Linked DNA regions of Homo sapiens: all the other regions are linked to region 2. The links are chromatin loops, found by intact Hi-C in ENCODE. Cell type or tissue: K562. All regions are shown on one strand.

Region 1 (8,000 bases), 360 kb after region 2:
AAAAAATTTCAAATAAAGACCTGATTTTTTTTTTCTTCCTTCTCTTGAGAAGTTGGAATACTGTTCCGTACTGGACTTGACAAACAAGGAGCTTTAGAGGAAGGCACACTCACCCTTTGGCCAGTCCCCATCTGAGTCCCTCCTCTGTTCAGAGTTTCCTGCCTATACCTTGGAGACATGAATTCATGATAAGGCCCTGTTCAAGCCAGCAGGGGCCTTGCTGGCTTCCCCCTAGTTCCTGCCTTATCCCTATCCTAGTCCTTTGATCTCTGGCTTCCTATCTTTTGGTGTCTTAGTAATTTGTATTTCTTATTTTAAAATAAGTAGTGCAGGATGAATATTTATATTCCATTTAAACAACATTTTTATATAGGTCTTTTTCAGCTTGCACTGGCCCATTCTCAGATTACTTCATAAAGAACTACATGTGTTACAAATTTCATAATTTTTGTGTTCCATTTTATACATCACCTCTTTCCTTTTATAAAAATGATGCACGATATTAAAAATTTTGTATTGGAATGAAAGATGGACAGTTTGGGAACTTTAGGCCTCCTACTGACAGGTGGAGAGGAGGATCTTGATTAGCGTTGAACTGTTCCTTCCGATCGTCAACTCCTCGATGGCAGGGTTGTAATCACCCAAGGGCCAAGCAGAACTCTCCCTTCCTACCACAGGCATCGCAATACATGACAAAAGCTATATTCAACCATTCATTTTGGACCAGTTCACTGCTGCTTGCTATGTTGGCTTCTGCATGAACTCCTTGGGATTTTGCATGAGAAAATTTCAGAATTAAAAGGAAAAAATGTGATGGAATTTATTACAGATGGATACTTTAAATCCTTTTTGAAAAAAGGTAAAGTATCGATCAATGTAGCAAGCAACAGAAATATACAGCCAATTCATGAATGATGTAGTAACCTGACAAGCAAATATCAACAAGACTGAGAAAACTGTTTACTTAGGCCAAAAAAGCCAATGATCTTTCCCATGTAATGCCACTGCTTTTAGATTCAAGTTTCAAAAAAGTCCTATTTGGGGCATTAAAACTTATACTTCCAAAAATAAAAAAAGTCGATGAAAACTGCAGTTTTGAAAAACTAAGTTAACCCCCAGTAATAATCTATTTCAAATTAACACACAGCCTATATAGTTGGAAAAAGAAAAGATTTTTGGATATATATTTTATTTGACAGTGTTTTAGAATATCATACAGTAAACAAGATTTCTGTAAAAGTTAATTTATCCATAGTGGTACGTTTCATAAAAATAGTTGCTCACTTACAGTCTTTCTGTGACTATTAATACATGGAATTATATTTATAGAGATACAGCTGTACAGGGTAAATTCACAGCTAACACTACACAAATATTATTTGGAATGGGATTTAGATGATGTGCTGTCTTCACAGGTTATGGATTACAGCCGCATAAAGCAATTACTGCACAAGTAGTAGCTGTGAACTGTGCAAACTAGAGTTTATGCCAGTGTAATCTCAATTTTTTTTTCCTTTTGTAATACATGGAAAATAAAGTCAGAGGATACAGTACCAGGACGTGCAGCTACACTACAGAAGCATTGTCCAAAACCAGATTCAATAAATTAATGGCAAACTATACTGGATTTCTAGTCCAGGGGAGAAAGACTAATTGAGATTAAACCAAAAGCATTATAAACTGCTACAAGTGTTTGTGCTTTTGTTTACGATGAATGGGTTTCATTTTTGGAAATTGCTTTTACAAGCTGCAAGATCCTTCACTTGAGGCTTTCAGCCTTATTCTCCTCCTGTCAAACAACTAAACTACTCCGATGTTTGATGAAAATTAAACTGCTACTCAGGATACTGCAATTACAAGGAGAGGGAATGATCAGCCCAGGGAGGCTATTACGTGTGACCTTTGAGATGGACCTGATCGCCCCTTTTACTTTTTAGACTACAAGTGCAGGGAGGTGGAGCTTATTTGCATTTGAACTCCTGTAAAGAGTAAGAATATGGAAAGGATGAAGCCTCATTCATTCGGGCATATTAAAAAGAAATTGCCTTCAGAAACACTTTGCCTTTTAATATGTGTAGCTACAGTAAGTACCAATGGCTAATTAATTGAAGCTAACATTTTACAAAGAAATGCTAAAACAGCAGGGAAGAAAGGCAAGACTTAGAATTTTACTAGGAGGTCAATCATAGATCCATGAAGATAAACATCTAGAAGTTGCTAACAAAATAAAGTGGCAAGGAATACAAGACGAAAGAAAACTAATGGAAACAAAAGGACAAAGGGTAAGGAAAGAAGGATAAGCAGAAAGGAATGCTAAAAAGACTCACGTTCTTTAATGAAAATAAATTGATTGTAATTTTTTAATATTATAATCTGAGAAATATAAGACAAATACTCTGCCTCTGCTCTGTCAAAGTGCAAATGAAGTCATGGAGACAGGGTTTAAAATAAGACAATAAAATAAGTGAAATCACATTGCTGACAAAGAAGCTATCCATCTCTGCTAGCCTGGGACGACAGAAAAGCCTCTTCATAAAGGAACTGCAGCGTTGCCTATCTTGATTAAACAAATTGTGGTCCTTCAATTATAAAATTCATATTTTAGAGAAAAACCAATTAAGATCTATGAGCTAAACTGCAAAATTCTGACTTATGGCAAACTGTTCCCTAGGATACAATTTTTAAAACCTTTTTTTTCTACCACTGAAAATGTACAGAAATATGATTTGATCACAGAAAGGGCAATAAAAATGGCATCACACCAAGAAACTCACTAGATTTCTAAGTCATCCTGCAGGAGGCAGGGAACGCTGCTGCTAACACCGAGGATGGATGCCAAGGGTGAGCCATGGAAACATGTCATGGGTGAACGGTTCCGAATGTGTCAAAGAAACCCTTTAACCCCTGTCTAGATATGTCGAGAACAATTTATTTACAACGCTTTAGATCAATTAAAAGATATAATCTTGTCTCAGTTTCAGCTTGCTCCGTGCAGTTTGATTTTTAAGGCGATATTCCAGTTTGTGATTGCTCTTAACTTTGTCCTGTTTCTTGATATAAAGTTTGGATGACATCCAAGTCCTTCATGCAGTGGGGAGGAATATTTTTTTTTCTTAAACTAAAGCTACACTGCACTGTCTCTCTGTGATGTTCTTCACGTTATTTTGGTTCTTCCATAGCTGCCAAAGCCCCCACAAGGGAACCGGGGGCTTTAGGATCAGTTTAGGTCTGCGCGTTGATGCGATGCCGCCCAAGCACACCGGACACGTGGGACTTCACGTCGATGCTCCCAGGCCTTGGTGCCTCGTGGATCTATGCGTGTGACAGTGAAAATAAATTAAAACGCCGTGAGACGGAACCTAAGAAGAACTGCCTGCGCCGGGGCGGGCGGGTTGGCCGTGGCCGCGCGGCTCATCTGCTGGCGGCCGAGGCGCCGGGTTTGAGGACGCTGGGCAGCTTGTCAGAACCCGGCACCTTCCAGGGCCCCGGCGCGACGGCGGCCTTGCGCGCCGGGGCGCCCCCCGGGGGTCGCGGGCCCGGCCGGGGACCCGCGCGCGCACCCGCCCTGCCCTCGGCCTCCAGCGCGCCGCTGCCGCCGCCGCCCGGGCCGGCAAACGCCGGCGCAGCCCCCGGGCCTTCGCGCCGGCAGAGCTCGGAGCCCGCCGCCGCACGGGGCGCCTCCTTCCCGCCCGCCCGCGCCGCGTCCGCCGCGTCTGCCGCCGCGAGCCCGGGCGCCCTGGCCTCCGAGGCGGGCCTGCCGGCCTCGGGCCGCCCCTGGCCGCCGGGCGCCTCCTCGAGCCTCGGCCGCGCGGCCCTCTGCGGACTCGCCGAGCGCTCCCTCTGCTCCCCGAGGCGCTGCTTCTTCTGGCCGCAGGCTGAAAGCTCCTTTGGTTTCCTAACGTCGTGTTCCCGTTTGATATCCCAAGTTGGGCCTGGGCTTATCTGGTGGGAAGGGTCGGAGGGTGGGGCTGGATGTGATGGAGAGAATGGAGCGAGGCCGTCGTCCAGGGAGACGCCTACTTCCGGCAGACCTGGGGCGGCGGCAGCGGGAGAACTCCAGGGGGCGGGTTCGTCTGTGGACGGGAAGCACAGGCGTTAGCAGTGGCGCACGCAGGACGTCCCCGTGCCCTCTCTACGCCGGGGACAGGGGCAGGCAGCTGGGGCGATTGCTCTCAGGGGCCGGAGCCACCGCCGCCCCCACCCCCACCCCCACCCTCACTGCCGAGAGGGCAGCGGCCGCGCCCCCGGGGATTTGGGGGTTCCCTCCGCCCCGCTTAGCCCCCACGCCCCGAACCTCGTCCGTGGACCGGGGAGGCCAACGCGAAGCCCAGGCCTAATCCCTTCGCCTTGGCCCTGCTAACTTCCGGGGGTGTTCTCGGGCCTGATAGTCCTGTATAGACAGCTCACTTGACAGCCCTTGAATAAATGGGTCTCCAACTCGAGTAGACCTTGGAATCACCAGGGTGGTGGTGAAAAATACAGATTCCCCGGGAGGAGCAGGCCCGGAGGTTTCAGCAGCACGGGGCCCAGGAAGTCCTCTGTATTTTTATCAGGCACCCATTCTGAAAAAGGTGGCCTAGCAGGGGTGTCCAATCTTTTGGCTTCTTTGGGCTACATTAGAATTGTCTTGGGCTACACATAAAATACACTAACGATAGCTGATGGGCTCAAAAAAAAAAGGTCCATGCATAAATCTCATAATCTTTTAAGAAAGTTTACAAATTTGTGTTGGGTCACATTCAAAGCTGGAGGCGGGTTGGACAAGCTTGGTTTAGAGCCAAGCTTTGAGAAACACTGGTCTGGGTTCTCTGGAAGTTGGGAAGTGACGTTCTCAACCAGTAGGTGTCACTCAAAGCATATTCCTAGCTGCTGTCAGTTTCAGAATTTGGATAAATACATTTTAAAACTATCATTTTTTAAAAAAAATCGTCCTTAATTCCATTTTTTTTCTTTGCCAAGTCCGGATGGAACTTAATTCTTTTTAGTACTTCTAACATTATGGAGGGCCCCAGGACTAAGATAATTCTTTCTAGGAAGTCTAGTTCCAACATTTACTTAGGATTTAAGTTACCTACTTCCAAAAAGGATTTAAGACAATTGACAACATCAAAACACATATAAAACAATGATTAAAATGAGAGATGACTTTTTTTTTAAAGCAACAGCTGGTCAGAGGCCAAGTAGAAGGACAGATGTATTAGGAATCTGAGATGAGTTAGCTGCTACTGTGAGCAACAACAGTTCCCTGGAGCTTCTGGCCACTAAGGGGAAATGAAAGCAGGGAAATCCAATTACTGTGAATCCTTGATATTTGTAAGAAATATGTCTCATGACCTTGGAAATGCTCAAATTTTGTGATATTCTAGAGTGTAATTTTTCTTCCACAGAATTGGTATATGGTCATGAGTGGAGAACGAAGAAACCACATTGATAGATTTGAATTCTGGGTGCCAGGTGAGCCTCCCTCACTAGCTAAAAGATTCAGTCCCACACAGCAACCTCAGTGCATGTGATTCAAGCTCTTGCCTCTGTAACGTGTCAGAGGCTGTCAGTGATACTTGTGCATACTCAGTCCATTAATGTCCAGGGTCTACTTTGTTTGAAACTTGAGGGTTCTTATATAGTACCTTTGATACTGATTTATAAAGCAATAAGGAGAGGAAAAGGGCAGTGGCAATGGTTTTCCCAATAATTCTGGCCATCTTTAGAATGGCAAATCAAAAACGTTTCTCATTCTATGTGAAATTCGAATGGAACATTTTGGGCATAATGTTAACCTTCCTTCTTCCATACACTGATGTCCATTATCATTTTCACATGGTAAAATCCTAGAAGTCCTGGAATCTAATCCTGGCTCTGGCATGTATTTACTGGTGACGTGATTTTGGACCAACAACTAAATCTCTCTGAGCCTCAATTTCTTCCTTTATAAGATGGGGATAAAATATCCAACTTTACAGATGTGAGACATACACTTTCTAAGGGAAAGCACTTTGCAATGGGAGGGTCAATCATATTTTTCTTCTGTACCCCACCTGCTGCCTACTTATGGATTGGGCTCCTGTGGAAGCCGCCTCATTAACTAGTACCTTTGCAGGTGAGGTTTTGAATAAGTGCAATAAGGCAGTCATTTCCAGGTGCTGTGATTCCCAGGTGTCATTTTGCTACACCTCAGGTATCCTTGGTTACCTTAAGGAATAGTCTGAAATCCTCAAAGGCAAATATATCCAATGAAAATGAGAATGTGTTCTACTTTTGGGTGGGTTAGAGTTTAAAATCAGACTAACAAATGATAAGTGGTGGCAATCCACCCATCTAGCGAGATACAGCTTAGAAGAGTTAAAAAGTGGTCTTCAAAAGGCCTAACTAGAGGGTAGCTTGTGCAACAGTGATCTCTGACTTGGACCATGGTAATGATATTTCACATTTTAATAGCTCTTTTCCCCATCATTACATCACATATGGTAGAGTTAATTAGCTGGCCTCAAATTACTTCTTAGATAAGGGGAGAAGGTTGATATTACTCACACCATTTCCTGAAGGAGGAATTGAAGTAGAGAGAGGTTAACTAACTTGACCAAGATTACAAAATGGGCCAGTTAGGAGTAAAAATTTGGGTTTCTTTACTCTTTTTACTTAGAAACTGTCCCAAGATGTTACCTTGCAAATAGGATTAAAGTATGTGAAATGGGCAAGAACAGTGGCCACTGCCAACCAACAGGAACCAGATCTTATCCTTAAGCAGAAGACTTAGCATTTATTTCTGAACATCTTACTACATATCTGGCATTGAACTGGAGAGTTCCTATCCAGAAAAATGAAAAAATATTCATCCATCCATCATTAGTTGGCTTCAAATTACTTCTGAGATTCAGGGAGACACTCTTTTCTTTCCCTCCTCCAGTGATTTTTCATATCGTAAAAGGTGAAATTATTCACAAATTCAAAGATTCCTCTTATAAAAGTTTCTCAAGAGTTTGTTTATAGATCATTAAACACTTAACAGCGGGAGAAACTAAAAACTAAAATGTTCCAAGTCACTATGGGTTAAAAATATTAACAAGAAATTAAGATTTACTATATCACAAAGTGATTTAAAAGATGGATATCTATATGAGTGGTTGAATATTTTCATTTTTCTGCACAGGAACTCTTCAGTTCAGTACGAAACATATGGTGTCTGTCCAGGCACGAGCCTGCAAAGCTCCAGGCACGAGCCTGCAAAGCTCTGTAAAGCACAAGGGGCCTCTTCAGTAGGCAGCCCATATCCCACCTTGCCCTATCACCTGCCTCAGCAAGGTGACACAGATTGTGCTGGACAGGAAGAGCCCTTCTCTAAGACTGGAAAATCTAGTTTTTATGAAATCTTGACATATAATAACCAGAAGAGTTCAATTTAGTTCTGCTTCCTTCAGACGATGTTTTTCTCCTTCCTGCCTCCCTGCCTGCCTACCTGTTTCCCTGCCTCCTCCTTCCCTCCTTCCTTCCTTGCCTCCCTTTCTCCTTTTTTGGACCTGGGCGTTGGCTAAAGTGTGTGATCATGTTCATTTATGAGGTGGTTGCCAAGGAAGATGTGCTACACAGCATCGTTCACGTTCTGAGATGCTCTAACTACAATTAGAAATAATAGAGACCCATCCTAGAAGGATGAAATCAGCCATATCTGGCCTGCTGGGATTTATGCAGCCCCTTTGTCCAATGTCCCCAGGCCCAGTGGCTAAAATTAAGAAGGAAAATCCTTTCATTCCAAACTGGCTTCCTCAGCCTGCCCTCTCCACCACTACCCTGGTGAAACTGCTCTAGTCAAGGTTGCCGATGACCTTTCTGATGTGAAATCCAGAGGACTCTGTATTCAACTTAACATAGTTGGCCCTCCACATCTGTGGGTTCTACATCTGCAAATTCAACCAAATGAGGATGGAAAATATTTGGGAAAAATACAAAATAACAATACAACGATTAAAGGTAATACAAATTAAAAACACAGTACAGCAGTTGTT
Region 2 (8,000 bases):
CTCAAAAAAAAAAAAAAAACAAACTTCTTGAAGCTGGGCGCAGTGGCATGTGCCTATCGTCCCAGCTACTCAGGAGGCTGAAGTGGGAGGATTATTTGCGCCCAGAAATTTGAGGCCACAGTGTGGTATATCATCTGTCAATAGCCACTGCACTACAAACTGGGCATCCTAGCAAGAACCTGTATCTCCAAAAAAAAAAAACTTGAAAAGTGATTAAGACTATCCACGTGTTTTTTCTTACTGTTTCTGTCTACTTCCTAATCTGCAGATCTGCAAATGGAATAAATGCAAATGGGATAAATGCAAAATGGAATAAATGTCTGGCAGAAGTCAGAATCTGGAATTTTTACCAATTTTGTCCAATTTAATTTTACAGTCAACTTGATCAGCTACTGAGGTGTGTTGGAAGTCATAGCCACAATATTTTGCAGCTCCTCCCATCAAGGTAGTGTTTGTTTTCCCAGCCCTAGTATTTGAGCTGGCCTTGTGCCTTGCTTTAACCAATAAAATGAGCAGATGTGTTTCTGGGCTGGTTCTGAGACCTTAAGAGACCTTCTGCTTCAGTCTCTTGGGGTCCTGCTGGCATGTAAAGAAGCTCAGGCTAAGCCATGGACGGATGAGAGACCACGTGGGGAGATTCCCAACAAGTCCCAACCCACATCACATGGAAGAAAGTCATACAGCAGCGCCCTCATGCAGAATGGTGAGAAATCATTAAGTGTTCTTTTAAAGTTATGTTTTATAGTAGGTTTCTAATTTATTATTTTTTCAGATGTAGAGATGGGGCCTTGCTATGTTGCCCAGGTCGGTCTTGAACTCCTGGCCTCAAGCAATGTTCCCATTTCACCCCCTCATCGTGCTAGGATTACAGGCACGAGCCACTGCACCTGGCCTACGGTAGTTTATTATGCAGCAATGTATGACACAAACAATTACAATAATGGAGAACAGAACATAAGTTAAATCTACAAATATTTCATGTAGATTCTACTTTTTTCCTATCCACTATCACTTTTCCACTGTTTGTAGGTGTATAAAATCACCTTGTGTGTCCCTTCTCTTTTCCTTTCCACAGCACGGTACTGGTAATGAACAGCAAAAATGTCAAAAGGCTGTAGCTAAATGCCAAAGAATTTCCAAAGTCTTAAGCCTTAAATAATCAGAAATGTGCCTGCATGTTTGATAAAACTCTCTAAGAAGCTCTTAAGTCTGGGAAAGCATTTACCCAGACTGTAAAATAGAAAGGCATTCTAATAGTCCTTTTAGCAATTATGTTTTTTAAGGCTAGAATGATATATACACATAATGATTTTTATTGTGAAAGTCTTAAGCCCATGATTGGGAGTTAGCACAAGTCTAAAAATCCTTCTTTTTTTTTTTTTTTTGAGACAGGGTCTCACTCTGTCACCCAGGCTGGCATGCAGTGGCCCAGTCTCGGCTCACTGCAACTTCCACTTCCTGGGTTCAAGTGATTCTCCTGCCTCAGCCTCCCGAGTAGCTGGGATTACAGGCACGTGCCACCATGCCTGGCTCATTTTTTTGTTTTTTTTTTTTGTAGAGACAGGATTTCACCATCTTGGCCAGGCTGGTCTCAAACTCCTGACCTCAAATAATCCACCCACCTCGGTATCCCAAAGTGCTGGGATTAGAGGTGTGAGCCACCGTGCCCAGCCTCCTTTTTATTTAAATGTCTCAAAACAATTATTTGAGAATTTCTAATAGGCAATGCTGTATCCACTGCCTACAACTTACTTATGTAGCAAGCGTCCATATGGTGCTCACTGTGTCCACATACTGTTTTAAGTAAATCATTTAACTAACCATATAGGCACTATCTTCAATCTCCATTTATAGATTTGGACATCAAGTTAAAGAGAGAAGTTAAGTAACTTGTCCTAGGTTACAATGCAGGGAAGATTTGTTCCCTCTATACTAGATGAAGGATGTGGGAGAGGAGGCGGGACTGGAGTTAGGTGATATTATATATTGAAGTAACAGCTCTGTTTAAGTAATTCTTCCCAGGAAATTAACCATGAGAGCATAAAGGCCTTAGCATTTGACATCTATTATGTAGCTCCAAGCTTTCTACCTTATCTGTCACTCCCACCGCTCCTCCACCCTAACCTTCAACCAGAAATTTAGCCCCCAAATATACCTTGGAATTTTCCAACTCTGTGCTTTGCTCCTTTGGCCCCACCCTGACCACTTTCTCCAAAAGCAAAAGTAGAGTGACATACCTTTCAAAGTCCACCAAGTTTACTTTGTTTATAAAGCCTTCCTACTTCTCCATGTACCACTCCCTTGACCTCTGGCAGAATCAGCTGCTTTCTCCATCAGGCTTCCTTAGCTCTTGTATTCTGTGCAGTTTTTCCACATCATTTAAAATTAGCTGTTTATAAAATATGTCTTCCACATTTGCTTGCAAGCTCCTTGAGGGCCTAACCTGATTTTCTGCTTACAGGTGGACCCAGATGCACATAACTTGCAAAGAAATTGTCTGAAAGGAGGTGGCCGTCAGTCAGAGTGAAGAAGGTACCCTTTTCAGACTGTTACATGAATTTTAAATTCCAACACTTTGGGCAGCTGAGGTGGGAGGATCACTTGAACCCAGAAGTTCAAGACCAGCCTGGGCAACATAGCGAGACTCCATCTCTGAAAAAGAAAAAAAAATTAGTGGGACATGGTGGCGTGCACCTGTAGTCCCAGCTAGTCAGGAGGCTGAGGCAAAATAATCACTTGAGCCCAGGAGGTCAAGACCGCAGGGCGTCATGATTGTGCAATGCAGTCCAGCCTGAGCAACAGAATGAGACCCTGTCTGAAAACAAACCAACCAACCACTTCTAGAAGCACTTGCATATAGTGAAGAATTCATAATTGAGTGGCAGAGAGACAGATTATGAGGCATCCTTCCTGATGGAGTGTTTTATAGGAAAGGTAATGTGGCTCTGGAACTAGCGGCTGTAGGGGCTGGCTTCCGGATCCTGGCATCAACAGCATGTTTTGATAGCCCAGGTCTATAAAGTGGATTTGTGAGTCACTCCTGAAGCTCAGCCTGTACACTGTTTCTTTTTTCTTTTTTTTTTTTTTTGAGATGGAGTCTCTCTCTGCCGCCCAGGCAGGAGTATAGTGGCACGATCTTGGCTCACTGCAACCTCCGCCTCCCGGGTTCAAGCAATTCTCCTGCCTCAGCCTCCTGGGTAGCTGGGACTACAGGCGAGGGCCACCACACCCAGCTAATTTTTGTATTTTTAGTAGAGACAGGGTTTCACCATATTGGCCAGGCTGGTCTCAAACTCCTGACCTTGTGATCTGCCCACCTCGGCCTCCCAAAGTGCTTATACGCTGTTTCTTTAATCTGACAAATTTTATGATATACCATGTAATAAGTCCCTTTTGGCTTAAACCAGCTAAGGGTAGATTTTACCTCTGCGTTGAACCCAGACCAATGCATCTCCTCTAAGAAAAATTATTGTCAATAATTCTCAAACAATCGCCTCTCTAATTTAAAAAGCAAAGTAAATTCAGTTAACTTGTTAACAATTTCCTGAGTTCATAAAACACATATTCCAGGAAGATAAGCCTTTTTTCAAACAAAGAATTCATAGAGCTATTTCACATTTACATTGTCTAAACTTTCTAAAAATAAGTGTTTTTCAGACATTTAAAAATTAATCCAGGCAGGGTGTAGGGGCTTGTGCCTGTAATCCCAGCACTTTGGGAGTCTGGGGCAAGAGGATTGCTTGAGCCCAGGAGTTCAAGACCAGCATTGGCAAGATAGTGAGACCCTGTCTCTACGAAAACATTTTTAAGGCTTGGTGCAGTGGCTTATGCCTGGATTCCCAACACTCTGGGAGGCTGATGCAGGTGAATCACTTGAGGTCAGGAGTTCAAGGGCAGCCTGGCCAACATGGCAAAACCCCATCTTTACAGAAAATAAAAAAGTTAGCCAGGCGTGGTGGCGCACATCTGTAATCCCAGCTACTAGGAGGCTGAGGCAGGAGGTAGAGGTTGCAGTGAGCCAAGATCACACCACTGCACTCCACTCCAGCCTGGGCAACAGAACGAGACTCCATCTCAAAAAAAAAAAATGTTTTTTAATTAGCTGGGTTAATTTTTTAATTAGTCTCTAGTCCCAGCTACTCAGAAGGCTGAGATGGGAGGATCTCTTGAGCTTGGAAGCTCAAGGCTGCAGTGAGCCATGATCATGCCACTGCATTCCAGCCTGGGTGACAGAGTAAGACCTTGTCTCAAAAATAAAAATAAAAATTAATCCATGTTTATTAAGACAATTTTTAAGATGATTTTTGAAAGGTAATTTACGTTATCTCAGCAAAATTTTCAATAATGTGAACTACAAGGCATAAATCTTTAGCAAAAAGATTTTTATTCAATATTTTATTATCAAACATTCAAACAGAAAAGTTGAAAGAATTATACAGTGGGCCATATCATATAATATACTCATCATCTAGATTCTACAATTAACAGTTATTTTTATCACATGTCTAATGATCTATGCATCACTCTATTCATCCATTAATTCATTTTTGTTTATATATTTCAAAGTGATTTGCAAACATGAGTACACTTCACACCTGAACACTTTAGCACAGCAAAAGGATTTTTTTCAGGTATAGTATTTGTCCACTGGAGGGCCTCCAAATGCCATAAAATGCATTAAAAGTAAGTTCATCTGTAGTCCCCAAGAACTGGAGAAGGTCCAGGGAAGGAGATGCATGGAGTGTAAATTGCATCAATTAGGGCAAGAGACTCAATCTGAAATCCAGAAAGAAGATTTCAACATTTTTTATCTTTACCCTCAGAATTTCTCTTCCTCTTTTTACAGCTACTTTCATTGTAAAGGAGAAAATATATCACAGGCCTCTCTCCCCAACAAATGATTTGAGCTCTTGAAGGTAGCAATTCTTTAGACCAGAAACTCAGGAAACTTGAAGTCAAGATGTTGTTATATTTGTGGAAATGAGTTGATGACATAAATTAAATGTTTGTTAGTTTGTTGATTGTTAACTCTCCACGAGGACAGGGATTTAGTTATCACTTGTCCCCAGAATGTAGACAGACACTCGTTGGAACATACTAGTGCTCAATAAATATTTACTGAAGAAATGAATGAATCCAAGTGCTTTATTCCAAGTATAATCTTCACACATTTAATGTCATTACTGATGAAAGTTAAGACAATTAGCCTACTTTTTAGTGTAATAGAAATAGAGCTCAACATAGCTATGTAATATAATGTATACCATTAAATTCCAAAAAGGAAAACAATCTAAAATGTAACTCATTTTTCCAAAAACGTGAAGAAATCTCGAGGATTCCACTGGGAAATTACCTTTAAAAAAAAACAAAAACAAAAACAAAAAGGGCTGTGCACAGTGGCTCATGCCTGTAGTCCCAACACTTCGGGGTGCCGGGACAGGAGGATTGCTTGAGCCCAGGAATTCAAGACCAGTTTGGGCAACCCAGGGAGACCCTGTCTCTACGAAAAATAAAAATTGAAAAATTAGCCAGGCTTAGTGGTGCATGCCTGTGGTCTCAGCTACTTGGAAGGCTGAGGTGACAGGATCACCTGAGCCAGGGAGGTCAAGGCTACAAGTGAATGATGATAATGCCACTGCACTCCAGCCTGAGTAACAGAGCAAGACTTTGTCTCAAAAAAACCCCATAAAATATGGATATAGATTGATTATTGTAGATCTGGAGCTGCAACTACAGAAATGACCATTTTTTGCTATGTGCAGCAGAAGAGTCAGCTTAAGCCTTCCCAGCTTCCGGGGCTCAGCTGGCGCTGCTGGGGCAGGTGCTGCAGAGACTTGTGTTGCTGGGTGGAAGTCGCGCTGCCTTCTGGAGAGGGCCACAGAGAAACTTTCCAGAATGGGCTTCCCAGAAGCAAATGTGAAGTTTTGAAATGGGGCTGAACTTCTGTGAATCCATGGGAACAAGAGCCAGTGGAATTTGAATCGTTCATGTTACTCTCCTTTTGTACCCACAGACTGGTGATACCTGAGGAAATTCAAGTACATTGCAATTTTTTAATTAACTTTTTTTTTTTTTTTTTGAGACGGACTCTTGCTCTGTCGCCTGGGCTAGATGGCGCGATCTCAGCTCACTGCAACCTCCGCCTCCTGGGTTCAAGCGATTCTCCTGCCTCAGCCTCCAGAGTAGCTGGGATTACAGGCGCCCCCCACCACGCCCGTCTAATTTTTTGTATTTTTAGTAGAGACGGGGTTTCTCCATGTTGGTCAGGCTGGTCTCGAGCTCCTGACCGCAGGTGATCCGCCCACCTCAGCCTCCCAAAGTGCTGATATTACAGGTGTGAGACACAGCACCGGGCCTTTTTTTTTTTTTTTTTTTGACAGCGTCTAGCTCTGTCACTCAGACTGGAGTGCAGTGGGACATCATGACTCATTGCAGCCTCTAACTCCTGGCCTCAAGTGATCCTCCCACCTCAGGTTCCCAAGTAGCTGGGACTATAGGTGCACACCACTGTGCCCAGCTAATATTTTTTTATTTATTTTTTTAAGAAATGGGGTCTTGCTTTGTTGCCCAGGCTGTTCTCAAACTCCTAGGCTCATGCAATCCTCCCACCACAGCCTCCCAAATACTGGGATTACAGGCATGAGCCACTGCATGCAGCCTTTAAATTAGCTTTTTTTTTTTTTTTTTTTTTTTTTTGAGATGGAGTCTCGCTCTGTCACCCAGGCTGGAGTGCAGTGGCGCGACCTCGGCTCACTGCAAGCTCTGCCTCCTGGGTTCATGCCATTCTCCTGCCTCAGCCTCCCGAGTAGCTGGGACTACAGGCGCCCGCCACCGTGCCCGGCTAATTTTTTGTATTTTTGGTAGAGACGGGGTTTCACGGTGTTAGCCAGGATGGTCTCGATCTCCTGACCTTGTGATCTGCGTGTCTCGGCCTCCCAAAGTGCTGGGATTACAGGCGTGAGCCACCGCACCCGGCCCAAATTAGCTTTTTAAGGTAATCATTTTCTTTAATACTTCTTTGGCCTAGAAGAGCATCTCCATATTCAGCACAAATTCAGGAAACTAACATATATCTCAAACAGCAGTCAGGGGCTGGGCTCACATCTGTAATCCCAGCACTTTGGGAGGCTGAGGTGGTGGATCACCTGAGGTCAGGACTTTGAGACCAGCCTGGCCAACATGGTGAAACCCTGTCTCTACTGAAAATACAAAAATTAGCTGGGTGTGGTGGCGGGCACCTGTAATCCCATCTACTCCGGAGGCTGAGGCAGGAGAATCACTTGAACCCGGGAGGCATAGGTTGCAGTGAGCCGAGATTGCACCAGTGCACTCCAGCCTGGGCAACAGAGTGAGACTCTGAAAAAAAAAAAAAAAAAAAAAGGGCAGGGAGCAGTGGCTCACATCTATAATCCCAGCACTTTGGGAGGGCAAAGCAGGCAGATCGTGTGAGCTCAGGAGTTCGAAACCAGCCTGGCCAACGTGGTGAAACTCTGTCTCTGCTAAAAATACAAAAATTAGCTGGACGTGGTCGCGCGCACCTATAATCCCAGCTACTTGGAAGGCTGAGGCACGAGAATCACTTGAACCCGGGAGGCAGAGGTTGCAGTGAGCTGATATCGTGCCATTGCACTCCAGCTTGGGAGACAGAGCAAAACTCTGTCTCGAACAACAACAACAACCAAAAAAGAAACAAAAATTAGCCGGGCGTGGTGGCGGGCGCCTATAGTCCCTGCTACTTGGGAGGCTAAGGAAGTAGAATCACTTGAATGAATCTGGGAGGCAGAGGTTACTGTGAGCCGAGATCGCGCCGCTGCACTCCAGCCTGGACGACAGAGAGAGACTTCATCTCAAAAAAAAAAAAAAAAAAAAAAGACCCAGTCTCTACAAAAAATTTAAAAATTACCGGATCATGGTGGTGCCTGTGTGTAGTCCCCTACTCAGGAGGCTGAGATGGGAGGATCACTTGAGCCCAGCAGGTCGAGGCTACAGTGAGCAGTGAT
Region 3 (8,000 bases), 570 kb after region 2:
CAAAAAATTGATGTTGATTTTTCTCTTCAGCAGCTGTTTCAACTCCTGTACACAATCTATCAGTAAGTTCTCTAGCTTGCCAGCTTCATGAGCTCTATGGAGAAAAATAACACAGAACAAGGAAAAATGAAAAACTGCAAACAATAAGTCACATTTCCTGGGTCCTTATTCTGGCAGGCACTTCACATCATGCCATTTAATCCTCACAACAACCACGTGAAGTAGGTTCTCTTAGCATCCCATTTTACAAATGAAGTAACTGCAGATTTAGAGATGAAAAGTAACTTACCCCCAGTCACACAGTCACTAGGTGGCAGAGCTAGGATTTTAAAACTACTTTTGAACCTAAGGTTCTTAATCATTGTTTGTTTTACTGCCCCCAAACACAGTAGGGTTTGAAAATGGCCAAGTGTGAATCTATGAAGGCCCCATCTCTGATTGCTAAGAAAACTAACAGTCACTTTATGTAGAGTCCAAGCTTTGCCATCTGATGCTTCTTAACACATAGGTCCTGTACTGTTGCAGGAAACTTCATGAGCTAACAAATGAAAAGCCAGAAAAGAGAATTTCCTTAGATTAAGAGGGAATTTATACCCAGAACATGGATATTTCTCAAGCCAAAAGGAAAACCAAATAATTAACACTGAGTGAAAAGTGTAATGAAAAGCAAAAATCAAATCAAACCACACCCATAAAAGTTACCCAGGGCTGAAGAGATAAATCAGAAAATAAACAGAAGAAAAATTGTCTCCCTCATGAAACATGGTTATGGGGGGATACTCTGAACAACACAGCTGTCAATATTTCTGTGGATCATAAATAGCCTCTCAATTGTCTGGGCAGTCAAAGGTGAACTGCTCCTGTCTCTGTCTGTTCATACCACAGTTTCTAGGTGTGCGGGTATCACACCTGGGCTTTCATCTTTTAAGACTTTTGAGTTCTAAGCCTGTATGTTTCTTCCTTTACATCAGTCTTCCTTTTAGGAAGATTAGAAAAACATGTATGTTTTCTCACTTTGTTCCCCAGACCATTTGTTCTTTCATTTTTCTTAAAATGCTCTCCACTTTTAAGAGCTTTCTGTACTAAAAAAAAAGTGCTCTCACATACTTGACCTACAGGTTTGAAGAACCACCCAGAGATATATTTAAGAGTTAGCTTTGAGATTTCTGAAAATAGAAATTATATTCTTAAAGTACTTGTAAAGAGGGAAGACATAAATAGTGGTGACAGCAATCCAATTTAGGGGAGAGGATAACTACCTCAAAAGTTCTGAAACTTTAAAGAAATATTAACAAGTTATGTTATCAAATAGTTCAAAGAAATAGTAACCAATAAACTGAAAATTTCAAAATATTAATATACTAAATAATCAAAAATAACCATTAAAAATGTTGATAAGGACTTAACAAGATAATTTACCTCACCAAAACCATTTACTGTAATGCCACAAGCCTCCCTATTTTATGATTTATGGCCAATATTTTATACTGCCCCTTTTTTTTCACAATGAAAACAGATTTATGGTATAAAAGCTAGTAGAAACCCAGAAGAGAATTTATGCATTTTTGAATCCAAAACTAAAAAGGGAACAGATGAGTATAAAATATCACTATTATATTCATCATCATTATTGTCTATTTTTATTAAAGCCACTGCTTTTCCCAGGCATGTAGGGCACTTTTAAAATAAAATTGCTCCATGTTTAAGCTTACCGACTTGGTACAATTGACTTGCAGAAGCAATTGCTCTCCTGAACATTTATTATCCCTTGGACCAAAATCATGTAAAGCCTTGGACTGCTTGATTCAAAGGCAAATGTTAGGGTAACGCTTTCTCATTCTCAATTCTACAGAGTACGTAGATTTCATTGTGAAATAGAATGGTTTGTTCAGTTGGCATTTTTGGAGTTTTGGATTGATTTGCCTCATCTGGGAATTGGAGTACAGGAGCAATGAACAATGTAGAATTTATGCAGAAACCAAACATTTTATTTATTTTATTTTCTTTAGGATGATTAAAAGTAAAGTTTTTACCTATGTGACTTGTGAGGTGAGTTATCAGGTTGTGTGGGAAAAAAGCTCTCCACTCGTTAGTCTTCGTACTCACTTAGTTTTACACAGTGAGTTATAAGTGCTCTTTTTTTGACCAGGCGCGGTGGCTCATGCCTATAATCCCAGCACTTTGGGAGGCTGCGGTGGACAGATCACTTGAGGTCAGGAGTTTGAGACTAGCCTGGCCACCATGGGGAAACCCTGTCTCTGCTGAAAACACAAAGATTAGCCGGGCATGGTGGCGTGTGCCTGTGGTCCCAACTACTTGGGAGGCTGACGCAGGGGGATGGCTTGAGCCCAGGAGGTGGAGGTCGCAGTGAGCCAAGATCAAGCCACCACATTCCAGCCTGGGCAACAGAGTGAGACTCTGTCTCAACAACAACAACAGCAACAACAACGTAAATTTTTTTTTTTTTTTTTCACCAAATAGTTCCCCTTTTTGTTTTGGAGGAAGTGTATCAGGTAAATAACAGACAGTTTTCCACCTTTGTCCTATTTCAACAGTCTCCATTCCCACCAAGGAAAAGCCTCACGGTGAATGGCATTTTTGGAAGTCCATGTCTCTACCGTCACTCAGCATCAAGTCACTGAAGATGCTGGGCATTCCTCCATGTTCTCAGGACCCCAGACTGTCATTCCCAGCAGAGAAATAGGTCCTGAGGTCTGGCTGCTACCCCCGCCTTCCCTCTGCTCACCTCACCTCCAACTTACACAGAATTGGCTCTGCTGGCCCAGTCCCTGCAGATATCCTGGAAGCAAACTACCTGCCGGCCTGGCTTCTGCACACTGCTTCCCTGGAGTCTTTCTTTGGGATACTGCACAAACTGCTGTAAGACCCAAGGCTGATTACTCATCAGAGATCACTTGTCAGCTGCAGCAGCCTTTCAGCTTGAATTCTTACCCCCTTATTTTCTGAGATTCCAAGTTTTTGTTTATCCCCGTGAGCAGGTTGCCTCTCAGACCATTGCTAGAAACACTATGCCTTGGTTTATCGTCAGTAGAGCCAACCAAGATGATTGTCTAGTGAAGACCCTTCCCACATTTAATTTTTTTATTTATAGATAATTTTTTTTTTTGAGACAGGGTCTTGCTCTATTGATTAGACTGGAGGGCAGTGGCACAGTCACCATTCACTGCAGCCTTGGCCTCCTGGTCTTAGGTGATCCTCCTACCTCAGCCTCCCGAGTAGCCAGGACTACAGGCATATGCCAACATGCACCTGTATTTGTGTTTTTTGTAAAGATGGGGTTTTACCAGAAAAATGTTTTGAGCACTTACTATGTATCTGGCTCCATGTGTTCACATTTCTGCACCTCAGAGTTTTAGAAATAGAACTGCTTTAGGCACAGTTCCAAAAGCAAAATAGCCTGAATATTTGTTGGGGTGAGAGTGCTTCAAAACCAAGTCCATATTTGGCAAGGACTGACCAGAGAGAGGTCAATTTCTTTCTAAACAGTCCAGTCCAGACAGCATTCTGCGCATGGGCTTCTTTTCGCCCTAGTCCACTTCTTGCTGAGTGATTAAAATATTTCTAGATAAATTAAAATTCTTCTTTTAGTCCTTTGAGTGTCCAAGGCAGATCTTGTTTTCTGCAATTCTTTGCTCCTGCAGCCACATTGTACAACGCCGAGGGTGCTGTTCACATGATAGATAAGTCTAAGACAGGGAGTGCTTCTCAAACAATCTCTGGCAAAGACCAGTTTTTAAAAAAATTCAAATCCAAAAGCCAAATGTTTGTAAAGAAAATTATTAGAAAATTAAAAGAGAAAAATATAAGCCCCTGTTTTAAAAATTGATTCAACTGATATAAAATTACTCATGTCAATTTGCCATATGAGTTTTTAATGCTTAATTTCAATTTTTTATGTCTTTCTTTGAGCACTGGTGACAGGTTTCTGGACCACTCCCAGTCAATATGCCACCCTCACAGGTCTAGGTCATAGATTCTGTGCGAATGGTGCCCCCTACCGGTGTGCAGTGCAGTTTAACTGAATGTCAGAGAGTGACTGCAGAAAGTATACAAATGTTTAAAAAAAAAAAAAAAAAAGTGGCCAGCAGGAACTTCTCTCAAATGAGGCTTTGGCATGATAGGCAAATTAATGGATTATAGACAAAATACAGGCATTACTCTCCTTATTTCAACTTTATAGCTGAGCCTTGAGACCAATTTGGAGTTGGGACTTTACATTCATGCTCGTTAGTGATTCAGTGCCACTGGCAGCGAATGAGACCTTTTTCAGTTAATTCAGATATTCTGGCTGAAGTCCAACCCTGGTAATTGCCTCGGCCTACGTGAATGTCTCCCACCACCGAAATTATATTTCCTCTCTTAAACTACCGTGTAATATCACGGTCTGCCTTTGAATAGCTGCCATTGTAAGCTTTAGAGGTAACTACCTTTTCCTGCCAGGTAAAACAATTTTAAAATGCACTGTGCGTGTGTATGTATATATGTACGTATTTCTCTGTGAGGCTTATGAACATATAAATGGCTTCTCAAGGAAGAAACTGTTAGGTAAATGTACAGTCAGATTGACACTTTTAACAGAACTAGAGTTTCACTGGACATTTGCACAACAAGGCTGAGGGGACCATGGAAATGAGTTTTCTGTAAATCAGATGTGAATGCCAATAATTGCAGGGTTGGGACATGCATGATTAAATGCATGGGTTTTAAAATCAGATTTTAGTTTGATTATAGATATTTTGTGGGACAGCATCATTAAAAAGAGAGACTTAAAAGAGCTTTAAGAAAAGTTTAGGGCATAAATCTATTCAAGGCTTCCACCCTCTCCACAATTTTGGTGTTTCTATTCTTTTCTTGTACAGTTGGTGTAAAAAGGGCTGTAAAAGTATAACTCTCTGAATATTCATTTAAAAATAGTTTCTTAGATATATTTTTCCTTTTTGAGTCTGATTCCACATTGTTGTCAGTCATTTTTCTAACACATGTTCTTGATATGTTGATAAAACACCTACACTGGTCATCATCATTGCTCATTAGAGTAAGTCTGGACTCTCTTGCTGGGCATTCAAGGCCCTACCGGAGGATCTGTCCCTATTTCAATTACCCAACAGTATCTTGATTACATCCCAGTATGAACTTTCACCAGAGTTCTGCTCATCAAAGAACTTCTCTAACTGGACCTAGTCCATCTCACCTCTAAGGTCTCATGACTCACAGAGCTACTCAAAGTGGGAAGTCCTTTTCCCCCTTCTCTGTCCATTTAACCTTAAATCCTTGTCCACCTTTAATCTCACCTTCAGGCGATTCTTTTCCTAAGTTCCTCTCACTTTTATTTGCATCATAGGATTTAGACTTTAAGTATATTTCTCTTTTAATATTTATTGGATATTTCATGTGCATGAACTCCACCTTCCTAATGAAATGATGTTCTCTTCACAGGCATGAGTGAAATAGAAAAATATAATTTCCCCCCTTCTTGTTGTGCAGAAAGCCTGGGTAATCCTCCCCTCCACTTCTCATTTGTCACTCTTGTCTTCTCTGTCACCTGAGGAAGTTGTGTCATAGAAATACCATACTGCCTTCTTACTCAGTTGTGTGTGTGTGTGTGTGTGTGTGTGTGTGTGTTTTAAACCCTTAGAAGCATCATTGGTTATTGTGAATGCCTAGACAACAGACTGGCAAAATTTTTCTGTAAAGAGCCAGACAGTAAATATGTTAGGCTTTGCAGGCTACATGATCTCTGTTGCAACTACTCAACTCTGCCCTCACAATGCAAAAGCAGCCATTGAGAATGCTCAAACCAATGAGTGTGGCTGTGTTCCAATAACATTTTATGGACATTGAAATTTGAATTTTGTACAACTCCTACCTGTTACAAAAGAGTATTCTTCTTTTAACATTTTAAGACATTTAAAAATGTAAAAACCATCCTTAGCTCAAGAGCCATACAAAAGCAGATGGTGGACTGAATTTGGCAAGAGCCATGGTTTGCTGATCTCTGACCTAGATCACTGTTTCCTAAGTTGCGGTCCCTAAACCATCTGCATCAGAATCACTTAGGGTTACGAGTTTATAGAAAATATAAATTATGGAACCAGTGAAGGAGAATTTCTGAAGAAATGAAGGCTATTAACCAATAGTTGTGGCTCACCACATCTAGAATGGTTATGATGGGTTGGCCTTTTGAGTTAGTATTTGGGAATCAGTAAGCAAGGTTCTAACAGGAAGGGGCAATGATAGAGCAGGTTCCTTAGAGACCCATTTTACAAGACTCACAACCCAAGAGGGGCAACATCAACAGCAGAGACTCCATGCTTTAAATCAGCATTTTAGAAATTTTTTAGATGCTGAAAATACAAAACTCAGGGTTTCCGAGTGTTTATATTTAAAATACTTGTTATTGAGAATATCAGTAGATGTGGCAAATCTTTATTTAACTAAAAGTCAGTAAAAGTAGAAATATATTTATGGGGAAGGAAAAAAACACTCATTAAATATAATGTATATGAGACTAAAATGTAAATAAGAAAAGATCTTTATGATCCTGCCCACATTGAAAACCTTTGTAGCTGAGGCCGTTGTTACCTATGGTGAATTCCAGAGTAATTATTTCATTATGAGGAAACAGTTTTGAAGGGAAGATGTAACATATTTCTTGGATAACTTCATTTACCTAATACACTAGATTATAACATAAACATCTTCTAGGAAGGTGGAGACCATCTAGAATCTCGTGCCCACAGGGGCCTTTCGGCCAATGCAAATCAATTGAGGCTGGAATATGGCTCTGCCTGAGCAGAGTAGATTTGATGGTTTCTGATCTATAGACCATCATGACACACATTTTGCAACTTATTCCCAAACTCAAAAGAAATGGATGAGGGGAGAGAATGGGAATGGTCTGTTAACTGGGGACTCTAACTGCCAACACCAGCCAAGATTTATTGAGCACAGCTTTTGCACCAGGCACTGTGCTAAGTGCTCTATGTGGATTTTCTTGTTTAGTCCTTGTAATTAGCACACTGATAGCTCCATTAGAGGTAAGGAAACTGAAGTTTGGAGATCCTAAGATACATGTGGCAGATCACACAGGCCAAGTGAACACCAAGATTTGAACTCAGGGCCTGTGTCCTAACAACCATGCTGGGCTGCCTCCCAACACCTTCACTTTGCAAGGAAATCAGGCTTTGGTGGGTTTTCTTTCACTCTAGCTGAGGAAGAAACCACATACTGGGCTCTGTGTGGATTCTGGACAAATGGGGCGAGCTTCACGTCAAAAAGGCCAGCACTATGGTGTGGCACTGTGCTAGGTCAGGAGGAGACAGCCCGTGGTCCTGCAAGGACACTGAGCCTGTGTGACAGCTCTGGATCACTCTGCCAAGGAGGGATAGGCTGTTTTGGCCTTTTACAGTAATATTTGTTTTGGAACCAGTAAGCCAGGTTCCTAAATAGGAAGGGACGATGACAGAGAAGGGTCCTTGTGATCTATCTTACAAGACCTCCAACCCAAGTGGGAGACACCAATAGAAGTCACTGCAGGTGTCATAAGAGAGAGCTCCTGGATTCTGGCAGAAGTGGTCAAGCATGTCAGATGAAAACTGAGACTCCAGACACAGATTCGGAGGATCCCCAGCCATTCTTGGCCAAGAGGTCCACCAATATCTAGTAAACAGGGATTAGTGACCCACAGAAAAATGACGATTAGAACATGGTTCTAATAAACGTTCAGTTAACAGTGCCTACGTTAACTGTTAGTAAACTGCATATATTTGAATCGACACATTGTCCTTTTTTTTGTCCTTATTAATTTCTCAAGTTAAAGAATGCCTTCAAGTATCGCTCAGGGGAATAGCACTAGAACTAATTAGACCAAACACTGTGCTCATCTCATCATGCCTGATAAGGCAGAGCAGAAAAATTCTCCCTAACACTCGAGGGCACTGTTTTGAATTGCATTAAAGTGTTTTCAGACATTTTGGAGT

What was found. Peaks named below come from ENCODE experiments on the same cell type or tissue, not always from the same donor. Only the 100,000 strongest peaks of a DNase experiment are listed, where the experiment ranks them.
Region 1: a loop joins it to region 2, with 3 times the contacts of the local background. A loop is called at or near these places in 8 of 110 quality-filtered maps.
Region 3: it touches region 2 in a loop (5-fold over the local background); 3 of 110 quality-filtered maps call a loop at or near these places.

Annotation. Positions count from the first base shown.
Region 1 is chr7:78,015,904-78,023,903 of GRCh38, forward strand. It overlaps MAGI2 (membrane associated guanylate kinase, WW and PDZ domain containing 2), which reads right to left. Exons shown (of 22, transcript NM_012301.4): 22 at 1,152-4,073. The coding sequence ends at 3,412. Among named protein-coding and RNA genes, the nearest start is that of DDX3ILA1, 30 kb to the left of the region's middle. RefSeq lists an enhancer at 3,139-3,640 and a silencer at 3,621-3,780. In K562, a CTCF peak has its summit at 4,841 (motif pointing right); DNase peaks (open chromatin) are centred at 3,718, 4,038, 4,358, 4,808 and 2 weaker places; H3K4me3 peaks cover 2,350 bases; H3K27me3 peaks cover 440 bases.
Region 2 is chr7:77,653,295-77,661,294 of GRCh38, forward strand. It overlaps APTR (Alu-mediated CDKN1A/p21 transcriptional regulator), which reads right to left. Exons shown (of 2, transcript NR_134254.1): 2 at 4,366-6,024. It overlaps LOC105375363 (a long non-coding RNA gene), which reads left to right and starts at 47. Exons shown (of 3, transcript XR_927695.3): 1 at 47-445; 2 at 565-703; 3 at 2,462-5,127. In K562, a CTCF peak has its summit at 4,649; a DNase peak (open chromatin) is centred at 4,677.
Region 3 is chr7:78,222,241-78,230,240 of GRCh38, forward strand. All of the region lies in intron 10 of MAGI2 (membrane associated guanylate kinase, WW and PDZ domain containing 2), which reads right to left. Among named protein-coding and RNA genes, the nearest start is that of DDX3ILA1, 240 kb to the left of the region's middle. In K562, a CTCF peak has its summit at 4,017 (motif pointing left); a DNase peak (open chromatin) is centred at 3,981.